2 separate regions of the Homo sapiens genome follow, and region 1 is linked to region 2. Evidence: read pairs that join two places in POLR2A ChIA-PET (ENCODE). Cell type or tissue: PC-9. All regions are shown on one strand.

Region 1 (8,000 bases), 320 kb after region 2:
TACAAGACCAGAAAAAATAAAAGAATAAGCGATAAAAAAGAAATTAAATGCAACTCAACAGTCTATTGTGTAAAATGTGCTTCAGACTTGGGCATCAATGATAGAGCAGAGTTTAACGGTGGCAAGAGCACAAGAGGTAAGGATGGTCAATCTTAACCATTTTTTTTTCTTTTGAGATGGAGACTTGCTGTCGTCCAGGCTGGAGTGCAGTGGCGCGATCTTGGCTCACTGCAACCTCTGCCTCCCGGGTTCAAGCAGTTCTCCCACTTCATCCTCCCGAGTAGCTGCAATTACAGGTGTGCACCACCATGCCCGGCTAATTTTTGTATTTTTAGTAGAGATGGGGTTTCACCTGTTGGCCAGGCTGGTCTCAAACTCCTAACCTCAAGTGATCCACCTACCTTGGCCTCCCAAAATGCTGGGATTACAGGCATGAGCCACCACGCCCGGACTATCTTAACCATTTATTAATGGTTTATTTTCTTCTCTCCTAAAGTATGAGCTATGAAGTCTCTTTTGGAAAAAAGTTTTCTCTGGTTTTTGAGTAAAGGTTCCAATTTCGGGGTGCTCCTACTAGAGACCTCATTTACCACAAACAAAATCTATTCAGGTAATTTTCTAGTTAGTCCTTTCTCTAAAAAATAAACCCCTGTTATCATCCAACGTTATTTTTTGGTTCATATTCATACCAAAGAATGACATCTTTAAGAAGAAGAGAAGGAGACACACGGTAAGAAGTAAAACAAGAGAGAAAAGAAAATTACCTCTCCTAGTCCTTCTAGTGCTCTGAGTACAATGAGTGGTCCAACTCCTAAATCTGCAGCAATGGGAGTGAACAGGGTGAGGACAGCAGTGCCAAGGATCCCAAATCCTAGCAGCATTTTCCCCCCTATTTTGCTGGCAACATATCCTCCAGGAATCTGTGTGATGATGTAGCCATAAAAAAAGGAACCGAGAATCCATCCTTGAGTTTCTGCATCCCATTGGTACTTCTTACCCTACAAAAATCAGAAAAGAATAAAACAATCCTTTAAGACCTTCACAGAGCAGCTCTTTTCTCTTACTGGCATGTAAGTACATATAAATGAGATTTTGAACCACTATTTTGGACTGAAGAACATGCAAACTTTCTAGTAGGTGGGTGAGTCATAACAATATAGATATACAGTATTTAGAAGTGAATGAAAAAGAACTGACAGTCGTAAACTTCAAGAAGGCTTGCAATTTTATAAAACTAGACTGCAGGATGAGCTGCCAGAAGCTTTATAATAACTATGACCAAGAAGGCTCACAAAAGAATCACAAAAAAGGCTTGGGTATCTCTGAGCCTACTATGGCTCGGGAGGCTGCCGCCCCCCCGGCCCTGCCTCCCCCTCCCAAAAAAAGAGTCACAGGCTTAATCCAGAAAGCTATTAAGCAGAAAACTGTAGTGGCTGAGCTAGGCTTTGGGAACCAGGCTTGGTTTTAATCCTAGCTCTATTACTTACCGAATGTGTGATCTGGGAAGAGGAAATGAAATAGGCACATAAAATAAGGCTTGATGTACAGTTAGTGTTCACTTAGTGCTGGCTATTAACATGCATAAATGTAGATATTAATAATATCTCCCCATTTCAGACGAAGCACTTAAACAAGCACATGGAACAATTCCAAAGAGCAAGAATTTAAATCAAGCCACAAACTTCATGTGAATAGAACCTGTGTTTTCATTAGTAACAGCACACAGCAAGGTACTAATGAAGATTTAGTGACTGATCTGAGTATCTGACATTTTTAATGCAGTGTAGCTGTATAACAAAGCCAACATGTCAAGAACCATTCCGGGATTTCTTTCTACTGCTGATATAAGGCAGATGAAGATAAGTAGCAGGGTCAACAAAAGCACTTTGCAAAGAAAAAGACACAAAGCAAACTCTTACTTTTCCTTATTTAGGGTACCAATTTGCAGTTTATCTGTGGAATTCTAGGATTTCATGTACATTCCAGCAGTATTGTCCCTGAAGGTCACAGGTTGGAGTGGAGAAAGTGAGTGATGTGTACCCAAATGTTACTCAGCAACATTATTAAAGTCAAATATAAAGATTTTCGGAGAGATTTATTTTGTTTAGAGAGAAACCCTCTTTCCTGCTTGAATGCTCTGCTTGTGAATGATAGAGGAGATTCATCTAAGTATGAACTAGTATCTTCGTGAGCACTGAAAATGGGTGAAAATTTATTTATTTATTTATTTATTTATTTTTAAATTTTTTTTTTGAGACGGAATCTCGCTGTGGCCCAGGCTGGAGTGCAGTGGCGCGATCTCGGCTCACTGCAGGCTCCACCCCTTGGGGTTCACACCATTCCCCCGCTTCAGCCTCCCGAGTAGCTGGGACCACAGGCGCCCACCACCTCGCCCGTCTAATTTTTTGTATTTTCAGTAGAGATGGGGTTTCACCATGTTAGCCAGGATGGTCTTGATCTCCTGACCTCGTGATCCATGTGCCTCGGCCTCCCAAAGTGCTGGGATTACAGGTGTGAGCCACCGCGCCCGGCCAAAAATTTATTATTTTTTATTTATTTATTTTTTTGAGACGAAGTCTTGCTCTTGTTGCCCAGGCTGGAGTGGAATGGCGTGATCTCGGCTCACTGCAAACTCCACCTCCCAGGTTCAAGCAATTCTCCTGCCTCAGCCTCCTGAGTAGCTGGGATTATAGGTGTGTGCTACCACGCCCAGCTAATTTTTGTATTTTTAGTAAAGACAGGGTTTCACCGTGTTGGCCAGGCTGGTCTCGAACTACTCACCTCAGGTGATCCACCTGCCTCAGCCTCCTAAAGTGCTGGGATTACAGGCATGAGTCACTGCACCCAGCCTGCAAATGTACTTCTAAAAAGAATACTAGCTTTTCTTTCTGTACTATCTCCTCGTGTGATAAGCAACATAAAATGAAGTATATATAACTTAATTATAAACAAATGATGAATACACATTTATTAATACCACTATAACATAAGGCAGGCAAAATGACTTATGTGGCTTAGGTTGGGCATGTGTACATTCAGAAAAGAATGTCCTAAGAAACTGGCCAGTTCTTGTTTTTCATCTTGCAACTGAGATTACCTAAACTCTCTTGCAGCTGTAACTCTATAAGTGATATAGGGTTATAAATAATACTCCTATAAAAGCTATTTAGAAAATTTAAAACAGTTTAATTTTCTGTTATATAAAACAGGTTTTTCCAAATTTTCTTTAAGCATGGTATGTTTATAGAGGGAATGGAAGAACTACTTTTCAAACAGATGAAGGTGTATTACGGCATAGCAGTAGTAGCTATAGTTACAAGTTATTGCCCAATCAGTTCCTGGGAAAACACAAAAAGAAAGTGATTCAGAGTATACACAAACAAAGTATAGTTTCTGTAGGATGAAAAAAGACCTTTTAATATTTTTACTTGCAAGTATTTTAGGATAATTAAAATTGTTTCCTTAAAAAATAGCACCTACCGTTTGATTATGATGAACTTTTATGGGAGCAGAATGCTCTGGACACGCCTTGGAAGTTCTATTATCTTCTAAAGTTGTATTTGAATCTACCATATCCACTAACGCAACACTCAGATTCACACGTAATGCATACACAATGAAGAAACCAAAAAAGGCCAAAATTGCTAAGTTGTAACGAGCAGAGCAGCACACTGGAGCTGAAATAAAGATTGGGGAAAATTTTTATTTATTTTTAAATTTTTATTTTTAGAGACAGGGTTTTGCCATGTTGCTTAGGCTGGTCTTGAACTCCTGGGCTCAAGCCATCCACCCACCTCAGCCTCCCAAAGTGCTGTGATTATAGGCATTGGCCACCATACCCGGCTGCTTTAATTAAAAAAGTTAATTACATGATATTGTCTAAATAATGAAAAAGGTTGCTTTTTAAAAGTACAAAAATAATTATGAAAAAATGTTAAAGAATATTCTTAGATTAAGCAAATCTAAGAAACATTTGTCAAAGATTAGCTGTTTCTCATATCTGTAGTTTTGGTAAAAATTTCACACATGAGAGCCTGAACTATAAAAAAGTTCATTAAAACATGGAGGTAGTAGTTTTATCACCTTTGCTGAGAAAAAGATCTATTCCAGATTCAAACTGAACCCCTACTCCTTGTCAGCTGGCAAAGATATACGGCATGAGAAAAGCAGGTAAGGAGGTTTAATGGCATTACTATTTCTGAAAAACTATCTGAAACATGGTCAATAAGTACTTGAGTACTTACAATGACATGATATATTACTGATTATGAGTTAGTAGCCATCTCATTGTTAAATGTAGCATAGCAAAAAAAATTTACTGCCAAGGGTAGGGCATGAAATTTCTCTTGATAAATTTCTTACCTCGAAGAGTATCCTCAAAGGCTGGGTTTGAATCAGAAGCCATGATTAATACTTAAAGCCATCGTAAACTAAATGCATTTAAGAATCTAGAAGCAAACTTGCAGAACCTATGACAGTTGCAGCATCTGTGACAGTTGCTCAGTAGTTATCAAGCGTAAAGGGCTCACAGTAAAAAGGGAAATCAGTGAATGTACCACCATGATTAAAAAAAAAGGATGCCGGGCACAGTGGCTCACGCCTGTAATCCCAGCACTTTGGGAAGCCGAGGCGGGCGGATCACCTGAGGTCAGGAGATCGAGACCATCCTGGCTAACTCGGTGAAACCCCGTCTCTACTAAAAATACAAAAAATTAGCCGGGCGTGGTCGCGGGCGCCTGTAGTCCCAGCTACTCGGGAGGCTGAGGCAGGAGAATGGCGTGAACCCGGGAGGCGGAGCTTGCAGCGAGAGGAGATCGCGCCACTGCACTCCAGCCTGGGCGACAGAGACAGAGACTCCGTCTCAAAAAAAAAAAAAAAAAAAAAAAGAATGCAGAGTAGGTTGGAGGAACCAATAAAAGGATCATGTGAGAGGAGGAGTTTGACCTATTTATTACTCTAACTGTGGGCTTATGCATAGTTTCTCTTTTTTCTTCTTTTATTGAGTTGCAGAATTGGAGAGGGATAGGATTCAGGATGCTGACTAAGGATAATCAACCTCTTAGTAACAAAGAGAAATTAGCTAATCCAGAGTCTGAACATCTTTAAGTTTAGTAAACTCTGAGTGGCTGATAAATACCTCTTTAAAGATATAAACATGTATTTCATTAAGCAATGACATATTAAAATTAAATGAAAATATGTGTGCTTTTATTTGGTAATGACACATCAACATCATATAAATGTGTGTATGTTTTTCCCCTACTTAAGAATCCTGGTGTTTTCATTAACCTAGCATCAAAGGAGAGAATATATTTTACAGAATACAAAAGTCTTGATACTGGCTCAGATGAACTGATTTAGACTGAAACATTAATGAATATGCACAACTATACTTAGGTTTATATTAATATATTATGATCCAACTCACTTTTCTGTATGCCCTCCTATGTTTAACAACTGCTATTATTTTTTTTTCCCTGTGTAAGATTAACTTCTTTTAACAGGAAACTTTTCATTTGGCATTCTTAAATCCTTTCTTCAGGGGTACAGCTATGAAATTTATGGTACCACTACCATAGTTAGATCCAGATCTGTAAGAACTGAATTTCTAAAGTTCTATTCACATTGTCTCTATTACTAGAATCTAGGCGAATTTGCTTTCTGCTGCAACCAAATGGGCAGTTGTCCAGTTAATGACGGTTTGGATATTGTGAGGCATGTTTTGTAAAAAAACACATTTTCTTTTTTCTTTCTTTTTTTTTTTAGAGACAGGGTCTTGCTCTGTTGCCCAAGCTGGAGTACAGTGGGTGATCATAACTTTCTGTAACCTCGAACCCCTGGACTCAAGTGATCCTCTCACCTCAGCCTCTTGAGTAGCTGGGACTAAAGGCATATGGCAGCATATCTGACTAATTTTTAAATTTTTACTTGTAGAGTCGGGGTCTCACTATTTTGCCCAGGCTGGTCTTGAACTTTTGGCCTCAAGCAATCCTCCCATCTCAGCCTCCCAAAGCACTGGAATTATAGACGTGAGCCACTGTGCCCAGCAGAACATGTTTTCTTTATCATTGCTCTGTGTCAGGTGATATTACCTAGAAGTCTGGATGGGGGACTCAAAAATCTAGCTAAATGTGTGCATTAAAATGTGTTACTTTGAGCAATTTGGAGCAAGAAAAACCCAGATTTATGTACTATGTCTGTTTTGTCAATGCAGCATTTAAAAAGATCATTACCTATTTCAGCAAAGGAGTGATGAGATGTGATTTATGGTTTAAAAAGCTTATCTGGTTGATGGTTTAAAGAGCTCATCTGGACCCTGCATGGAGACTATAGAAAGGAGAAGTGTGAAGGGTGTAAGGAATGTACAGTCAGGGAGATCACTTAAAGGACTACTGTAGCTTTCCAGCTAAGAGATGAAGGTGGCTTAAACTACAGTGAAAGCAGCAGTGAAGAAAAATGGGCAGATCTGAGATGTTTAAAGGCAGAATTAACAGGCCTTGCCCAAATGTTAGATGTGGGAGTAAGTGAAGGGGAGGGATGAAGTTATTAGTAATTCTCTTACTCTAAAAAACTCTATTTTATGCTACTGTAATTTGTAATGTTATTACTTCATTCTATCCTTATTTGCAGTTATCTTATTTTACTGTACATTATTAGTTTTCCCTAAGTGATGCTTTATTGGGACTATGATATACCTTATCATGTGAATTACAAGGGGCTAGAATGTTGAGAAATGAAAGAAAGGTAAGTAAAATGATTTCAAATTACTCGTGGTATTACTTGGAAATCTGACCTACAAGTTATAGATCAGGCAACTTTAACTTTTGGATGCATAGTCAGTAATTAGAAAATAAAAAGCGGCCAGGCACGGTGGCTCACGCCTGTAATCCCAGCACTTTGGGAGGACGAAGCGGGTGGATCACCTGAGGTCAGGAGTTTGTAGACCAGCCTGGCCAACAAGGTGAAACCCCGTCTCTACTAAAAATACAAAAATTAGCCGGGCGTGGTGGCAGGCACTTGTAATCCCAGCTACTCGGGAGGTTGAGGCAGGAGACTCGCTTGAACCTGGGAGGTGGAGGTTGCAGTGAGCCGAGATCACGCCATCGCACTCCAGCCTGGGGGACAAGAGCGAGACTTCGTCTCAAAAAAAAAAGAAAATAAAAAGCCAACTCAGGTGTCACAAAGTATATTACTATGAGATTCTAAGAAATATTAAAAATAAACAATTACTAGCTAATAAAATGGTTGCTGATTACAAATATATTCAATCAGAAAATTTTTATTTCAAGAAGGTATAGCAGTAAAGAAAAACATGCCTGGGAATGTGAATATTCTTTGAAATTGATCCAACAAAAGCATGCTTGCATGACCAAGAGAGAGAACATCCATTGAGCATCAAGTTCAAAGCAAAATCATGCTTGCATAAGGAACATGGCACCCATCAAAAACAAACATCAGCTTCTAAAATGTGTTTTAAACTTAGGAATGTGTGTGGGTGTAACTGAAAGTACACAGGCTAATTTAGAGTGGGACCTGGGAATGAATCTGTTTCTGATTTTTCACTGGCTGTGTGCTTTTGTAGAAATTACTTACTAGTTTTCATTCTCAGGTTTCTTAGCTATAATATGTAGAGACCACCATCTACCCACTGGGCTGCATGGGGATTAAATGAAATACTGCAAGACATTATAGCAGGCACTTAGTAAAAAGGATTTCTTCCTCCTTTTTATCTGGAGAAAGTTATGCCAATAAGACAAAGTACTATGTACGTATATATAAAAAGGAACAAAAGAGGCACATTAATCTGATGGAGGGGACAGTGGAGACAGTCAGAGAAGGCCTCTTGGAGAAGTCTCTTCAAGGAGCAGGAAGTCACCAGTAGGGACAGATGGAACAATCCAAGCAAAAGCAGCAGCATGTACAGAGGTATGGAAATGAGACAGATAAACATAGGGAGAGCAGGACATTCTAAATGATCTGCAGTATCTAGATTATGTATT
Region 2 (8,000 bases):
CTCTGTCCTCCTTTCCCCACCCTTACCCCTGCTTCCCAGTAACCTCTGAAGCACTAGGTCCCATAGGCCAGGCTGACCCCCTGCACCCCTGGTGTCTGCAAACTGCTGTCTCAGTTTCCTAGCCAGCCCAGGGGGTGGAGGAACAGCCTGGGCATGTGGTATGAGATCAAGGCCCAGGTACACAACATCCACCTGTGCAAAGACAAACATGGCAAGACTGGGCTGCAGCTGCAGACCACCAACAAGGGGCTCTTTGTGCAGGTGAGGTGGTCCAGGCCAACACCACTGCATCCCTCATGCTGCTGTGCTTTGGGGACCAAATCCTACAGATTGATGGGCATGACTGTGCCAAGTGGAACATGGAAAAAGCCCATCTGGCAGATGTGAGAGGGAATTGGCCAAGAAGATTGTTATGGTCATTCAGGACAGGATAGTCCAGTGGATTGTCACCATGCACAAGGACAGCACAAGCCATGGTGGCTTCATCATCAAGAAGGGAAAGGTCTTCCCTGTGGTCAAAGGGAGCTCTGTGGTCCTCAAGGACTCTTCACCAACCACCATGTGTGCCAGGTTCAAGAACGTTTAACAAGCACTGTGCAGAGTGTCATTGGGCTGAAAGAGATCTCAGAGATTCTGGCCACAGCCAGGAACATTGTCACCCTGATCATCATCCCCACTGTGATCTATGAGCACATAGTCAAAAAGTTTTCCCTGACCCATCGCCACCACATATGGACCACTTCATCCCAGATGCCTGAAGCCACAGGAGGGCAGCTTAGGCCCTCCCACCCTCCTGCAGGAAAGGCCAGCCACTCTTGAATGACAGGTTGCAGCCTGCCTGCTGCCCCAGGACAAGGCTTTGTTGAGGGGATGTATTCCAGATGGGTGGACATCAGATGGTGTGAGTCTGTCATTTGTACACACAGGCCTCCTTAAAGCCTCATACTCCTAGCTGGGCTGAGGCTTGGGCAGGGCCCACAGGCAACCGATCATAGCTCACTGCAGCCTTGCATTTCAGGGCTCAAGCAATCCTCCCACCTCAGCCTCCCGAGTAGCTGGGATTATAGGCGCATGCTATCACACTGTGCTTTTTTTTTTTTTTTTTTTTTTTTTTTTTTTAGTTTATGTAGAAATAGGGTCCCACTAAGTTTCCCAGGCTGGTCTCAAACTCCTGGACTCAAGCAATCCTCCCACCTCAGCCTCCCACAGTGCTGGGATTACAGGCATGAGCCACCATGCTCACACTTGACCTTCTGTGCTGGCTTAACTGCTGGGCATGGAAGCAGGCTGGCTAAACACTTAAACGTGCAATTGAATCCCAAGAAAACAGTTACATATTTTAAAAGAAGGAAACTACATTCTGAGAACTTTTTATTTGCCTTTATTTGCTCTTTGTCCGACTATAATAATTATAACCTTTTACAGTCTTTTGAATAAAGATTTTGTTGTAAACAAACTTAAAAAGAACTTCTAAAACCTAAAATCTATTAATAAAAATTGAATAATTATAAAATACTTACAAATGAAATTATGTGGGCCAGATGCAGTGGCTCATGCCTATAATCCCAGCACTTTGGGTGGCCAAGATAGGAGGATTACTTGAGCCCAGGAGTTTGGGACCAGCCTGGGCAACATAGTGAGACCCTCACCTCTATAAAAACAATAATAATAATAAATTTAATTTTAATTTTTAAAAAATGATGTGATGTCTAGAATTTGCTTCAATCTGGATATGGGAAATATGATAAAAACAAGATTATTGATAACAGGTGAAGCTAGATAATAGGTAAATTAAGTTCATTACACTGGTCCCTCTATCTTTGTCTGAAATATTTTGTTATAGAAAGTAAAAAAAAAATAATTAATTTTTTTTAAAAAAAGAATGAGTTCTGCCGGGCGCGGTGGCTCACTCCTGTAATCCCAGCACTTTGGGAAGCCAAGGCAGGCGGATCATGAGATCAGGAGATCAAGACCATCCTGGCTAACACAGCGAAACCTCATCTCTACTAAAAATACAAAAAAATTAGCTGGGCATGGTGGCGGGCACCTGTAGTCCCAGCTACTTGGGAGGCTGAGGCAGGAGAATGGTGTGAACCCAGGAGGTGGAGCTTGCAGTGAGCCAAGATTGCCACTGCACTCCAGCCTGGGCGACAGAGCAAGACTCCATATCAAAAAAAAAAAAAAAAAAAAAGAATGAGTTCAAATTCTATAGCCAGATACGGAAAGGAAAAAAGCTTGAGAGTAGGTTAAGAAGGGGTATTTTACTTGTCATCTTATATCCTTCTCTACTGTGTGTGTATTAAAAAATACAGCATTAAGCCTGGGCACCGTGGCTCATGCCTATAATCCAAGCATTTTGGGAGGCCAGGGTGGGTGGATTACCTGAGATCAGGAGTTTGAGGCCAGCCTGGCCAACATGATGAAATCCCATCTCTACTAAAAATAAAAAAATTAGCCGGGCATGGTGGTGGGCACCTGTAATCCCACTTACCCAGGAGGTTGAGGCAGGAGAATTGCTTGAACTGGGAGGCAGAGTTTGCAGTAAACTGAGATCGCGCCATTGCACTCCAGCCTGGGTGACAGAGCAAGACTTCGTCTCAAAAAAAAAAAAAAAAATAGAAATCTTGGAATACATTTTAATAACAGAAAAAGCTCAACAGATATGCATTTAACAGAGAATAAAACTGCAAAACTTCCCAGGTTCATAAAGGTGCCAGGTAGGCCAGGCGCAGTGGCTCACGCCTGTAATCCCAGCACTTTGGGAGGCTGAGGCAGGCAGATCCCCTGAGGTCAGGAGTTCGAGACCAGCCTGGCCAACATGACGAAAACCCATCTCTACTAAAAATACAAAAATTAGCCGGGCGTGGTGGTGGGCACCTGTAATCCCAGCTACTCGGGAGGCTGAGGCAAGAGAATCGCTTGAACATGGGAGGCGGAGGTTACAGTGAGCCAAGATAGTGCCATTGCACTCTAGCCTGGACAATGAGAGCGAAACTCCATGAAAAAAAAAGAAGAAAAAAAAGTTCCAGGTAAATTTAGGTTGTTTTTTTTATCATTGCTAGTTGTTGATATTGTTCTCTTCTTGCTTCACCTTTGTCTGCAATTACTCAAACTGCTGTGATAGCTGCTCCTCTTCTACAGAGCTGGAGTTCCGCATGGCTGGGGTTCAGTGTGCCAGGAAGCCCTTGGACCAATCAGACTCAGCAAGCTGACTCATGGCTGTTCTTCCTACATATGAGAAAAAATGTGACAATTCTTCCTATATATGAGAATAATAGTTTGATAAATGACAACTAGGAGAGCACGGCACTCAAGTATTGAGCCATTCCCTTCCAAAAAAGAACTTCTACAACTTACAATCCACAGGGTAGAGGGTAGGAGAAATGAGGAAATTAAATGTTCTTCAAAATCTTTATCTTCTGGCCAGGTGCAGTGGCTCACGCCTGTAATCCCAGCACTTTGGGAGGCCAAGGCAGGCAAATCATGGGGTCAGGAGTTCAAGACCAGCCTGACCAACATGGTGAAACCCCGTCTCTACTAAAAATACAAAAATTAGCAGGGAATGGTGATGCACACCTGTAATCCCAGCTACTCAGGAGGCTGAGGCAGGAGAATCACTTGAACCCGGGAGGCGGAGGTTGCAGAGAGCCAAGATCATGCCTCTGCACTCCAGCCTGGGTGACAGAGCAAGACTCCATCTCAAAATAAAATAAAATAAAACAAAACAAAATAAAATAAGGATGCAATCAATCAGTTTAGGCCCTGGTAAAGAAAATGAAGTGTTCTTGACTTTGGCTACAAAGTACCTTAAAGGATCTTAGACCAACTGCAGAAGGAGGCTGACTGTACCCAGACTCCCACAGTTAATGAAGTTTGTCCTTATGTAAATGATGGTTATTATGCTGAAAGATGATTGGTAAATGAACTTGGAAGTTCTTCCCTTTTCTCTTTTCCTTTTATGTATTTGATGATCTCTGGAGGAGTTTATGATGAAGACTGCTCTGAAAAAGTGTCCTAAAAATTCTAAGACAAAGGCTTCTTTGCCTCCTAAATAAGACACTGAAAAACAGCAAGCTTAAGAATCACCATAAATAAGATTCTAGCTCTACCTAGTGGCCAAAAATGGGATTAACCCCCTGAAATGAGGAATTTTACCAAATTTGCAAAAATGTGAGACATCTTAACAGAAAATAGGGAGATAGAGGGGGACCCAAATGTTGTTAAAAGGACAGGCACTAGGTTAAAATACGTATGTATGGTTGCTCTCTTCCCAGCACAGTCGCAGTCCTCAGCCCACTCAGGATAATGGCGACACCTGAGGTACTGAACATGAAAAAAAACTGTATGAGGCCAGGCGTGGTGGCTCACGCCTGTAATCCCAGCACTTTGTGAGGCCGAGCTGGGCGGATCACCTGAGGTCAGGAGTTCAAGACCAGCCTGGCCAACATGGCGAAACCCTGTCTCTACTAAAAATACAAAAATTAGCCGAGCGTGGTGGCAGACGCCTGTAATTCCAGCTACTCAGGAGGCTGAGGCAGGAGAATCACTTGAACCCGAAAGGTGGAGGAGGTTTCAGTTAGCCAAGATTGTGCCATTGCACTCCAGCCTACGCAACAAAAGCAAAACTCTGTCTCAAAAAAATAAATAAAAATTAGCTGGGCAAGATGGTGGGCACCTGTAGTCCCAGCTACTGGGGAGGCTGAGACAAGAGAATCACTGGAACCCTGGAGGCAGAAGTTGCAGTGAGCCGAGATTGTGGCATTGCACTCCGGCCTGGGCAATGAGAGCGAGACTCTGTCTCAAAACAAAACAAAAACTGTATGAAGGTAAAACAAAAGAAGTCTACAGATTGTTAGATGGTCCAGGAAAAGTCCTCCTGAAGTCCAAGGACCCAATTGCAGTGGTTAATGCAGCTAGAAAAAATCACCTGGAAGGGTGGTTTTCAGTTGTTACAGGAAGCAGGTATTAAAACTGTTTTCACCAGAAAATGTGGAGAGACAGCTTTCATTGCACCCTAGTGTGAAGTGGTTCCAATTGAATGGGTTTGCAGGATAGCAACTGGTTTGTTTCTCGAAAGAAATAAATCCCAGTGTCAAGGAAGGATATAAGTTTTATCCATCTAAAGTGAAGATGTTTTTCAAGGATGATGCCAATAATGACCCACAATGATCTGAGGAACAGTTGATTGTTGCAAAATTTTGCTTTATTGGACTTGTTATAGGCCAAACTGAAGGGGATATCATGAGTCATGCTACACAGGTTATTTTTGAAATACTGGAGAAATCCTGGTTACCCCAGAACTATACCCTGGTTGATATGAAGATTGAATTTGGTGTTGATATAACCACCAAAGAAATGGTTCTTGCTGATGATTCCTGGAGACTGGCCATTACGAGATTGAAGCCAACAGAAAGACAAACAGTCTTACTGGGAGCTCAAAGAAGTAACTCCTGAAGGGCTCCAAATGGTAAAGAAAAGCTTTGAGGCCGGGCACGGTGACTCATGCCTGTAATCCCAGCACTTTGGGAGGCCAAGGCAGGCAGATCACCCAAGGTCAGGAGCTCGAGAGCAGCCTGGCCAACATGGTGAAACCCTGTCTCTACTAAAAATACAAAAATTAGCTGGGCGAGGTGGCGCACGTCTGTAGTCCCAGCTACTCGGGAGGCTGAGGCAGGAGAATCACTTGAACCCGGGAGGCAGAGCTTGCAGCGAGCCAAGATCGCCTCACTGCACTCCAGCCTGGGCGACAGAGTGAGACCCCATCTCAAAAAAAAAAGAAAAAGAAAAAGAAAAGAAAAGAAAAGCTTTGAGTGGGTTGCAGAGAGAGTCAAGTTGCTTTTGAAATCGGAAAGTTAGTGCACAATTGTAGTATTGATGAGCTCTATTTCTGATCTTGGTCACTGTGAAAACATCAAGGTCTGTAGAAATGTTGGCACTCCATGTGAACTATCCACACATAGAGGACCAAATGAAACCCTAAAAATTAAAGCTGCGTGTGAAGGGGATGGCATTGCTGTTGTACTTGTGGCAGTGGCAGGCAGAAGCAATGGTTTGGGACCAGTGATGTCTGGGAACACTGCATATCCAGTTATCAGCTGTCCTCCCCTCACACCAGACTGGGGAGCTCAGGATATGTGGTCTCTCTTTGAGTACCTAGTGGTCTTGGCTGTTCAACCATCCTTTCTCCAGAAGGATTAGGTCAGTTTGCGGCTCAGTATTTGGATTAAACAACCATTTGGTATGGGGCAAACTGCAAGCAGGCATTTTGAACACATGGATTTCCTTGAAGCTGGCTGACAAGAAAATCAGATAATGTAATTTATGAGAAAGAACATCGTTGCATTTTTTAGGGGGAAAACTGTAAATTTCTAATTTAGCTGCAGGAAAATCAAGATGAAAAGGTTATTTTAGAGAACACAAGTAAAATTTATTAGTGAATGAATGCTTCCCTAGATCCATATTAATAAATATGACCACCTAACCCATCGTTTCTTGAGCTAGACACCAACATTTTTCAGCCAGTCTTTATCATTCCTCTGATTTTACCCGTTTTTCTTAAGTATTGGTGGTCTCTAGTATTGAGTTTCTTCCTTAATACTGATTGGATGATCTTAACTCTCTCAGCTAAAACTAGCATTACTGATTCCCAGCCATGTGCCTCTAGACTTGGTTTCTTTTTTGATTTTTGGTGGTGTTTGTTTTGAGTCAGGGTTTCACTGTCACCCAGGCTGGAGTGCAGTGGCATAATCCTGGCTGACGGTTGCCTCCTGCTCCTGAACTCAAGTAGTTCTCTCACCTTAGCCTCCCAAAGTGCTGGGATTACAGGAGTGAGCCACTGTGCCTGGCTAGATTCTTATTTTCAACTGTCCATTTCTCCCTGTACATCGCATGGCCATTCCCATAAAAACCAGAGTGCTCCCAATTTTATTAATCTTCCATCTAGCCTATAACTTTCGGTATACTCACTGTTGCAAGTCAGAAGCTTGATTTCATCTTTGATGTTTTTCTCTGACCTTTCATATCTCACTATCACCAAGTCATATTGATTTTAATTTCTGATTATCCCTTGAGTTTACCCTGTTTCTCATCCTCTGTACAAAAGCCTCAAGTGAGGATCAAATTCAACATTATCCTGATCTATACCAGTCCCCATTCTCAATCCAGCCTTTTCCAAGTTGATTGCCCAAGGACTTCTAACATAATATACTCTTAACTATTTTGCACCACAGACTTCTTTGAAAATATATATGCTGTTGACTCTCTCTGGAGAATATTGCACACATAAAATTTACCAACAGATTTCACTGGTTCTTGGGTTCTCCTGAAGCCGATCCATGGTTTGTAAATTAAGAATTGCTGATGTGGGCAGGGCATGGTAGCTCACACCTGTAATCTCAGCACTTTGGGAGGCCAAGTTGGGTGGATCACCTGAGGTCAGGAGTTCGAGACCAGCCTGGCCAACATGGTGAAACCCCAGCTCTACTGAAAATACAAAAATAGGCCGGGCGTGGTGGCTCACACCTGTAATCCCAGCACTTTGGGAGGTCGAGGCAGGCAGATCACAAGGTCAAGAGATCGAGACCATCCTGGCCAACATGGTGAAACCCTATCTCTATTAAAAATACAAAAAAAAATTTAGCCAGACATGGTGGTGGGCACCTGTAGTCCCAGCTACTCAGGAGGCTGAGGGAGGAGAATCACTTGAACCCGGGAGGCGGAGGCTGCAGTGAGCTGAGATCACTCCACTGCACTCCAGCCTGGGTGACAGAGCGAGACTCTGTCTCAAAAAAAAAAAAAAAGAAAAGAAAAGAAAATACAAAAATAAGCCAAGCGTTGTGGTGCATGCCTGTAATCCCAGCTACTCAGGAGGCTGAGGTAGGAGAATTGCTTGAATCTGGGAGGCAGAGGTTGCAGTGAGCCAAGGTCGTGCCACTTCACTCCAGCCCAGACAACAGAGCGAGACTCCATCTCAGAAAAAAAAAAAAAAAAGAATTGCTGAT

Evidence for each region. Peaks named below come from ENCODE experiments on the same cell type or tissue, not always from the same donor. Only the 100,000 strongest peaks of a DNase experiment are listed, where the experiment ranks them.
Region 1: POLR2A ChIA-PET joins it to region 2 with 16 read pairs; 2 of 35 experiments call an interaction of 5 or more read pairs at or near these places.

The regions. Positions count from the first base shown.
Region 1 is chr6:73,640,927-73,648,926 of GRCh38, forward strand. SLC17A5 (solute carrier family 17 member 5) reads right to left here. Exons shown (of 11, transcript NM_012434.5): 2 at 3,481-3,677; 3 at 765-998. Among named protein-coding and RNA genes, the nearest start is that of SLC17A5, 9.1 kb to the right of the region's middle. RefSeq lists enhancers at 935-1,104, 1,343-1,512, 1,842-2,011, 2,621-2,790, 3,754-3,923. In PC-9, no CTCF peak of the experiment used is centred here; a DNase peak (open chromatin) is centred at 3,285; H3K27ac peaks cover 1,726 bases.
Region 2 is chr6:73,322,693-73,330,692 of GRCh38, forward strand. It overlaps the pseudogene SDCBP2P1 and the pseudogene PAICSP3. Among named protein-coding and RNA genes, the nearest start is that of C6orf147, 16 kb to the left of the region's middle. In PC-9, a CTCF peak has its summit at 4,122 (motif pointing left); no DNase peak of the experiment used is centred here.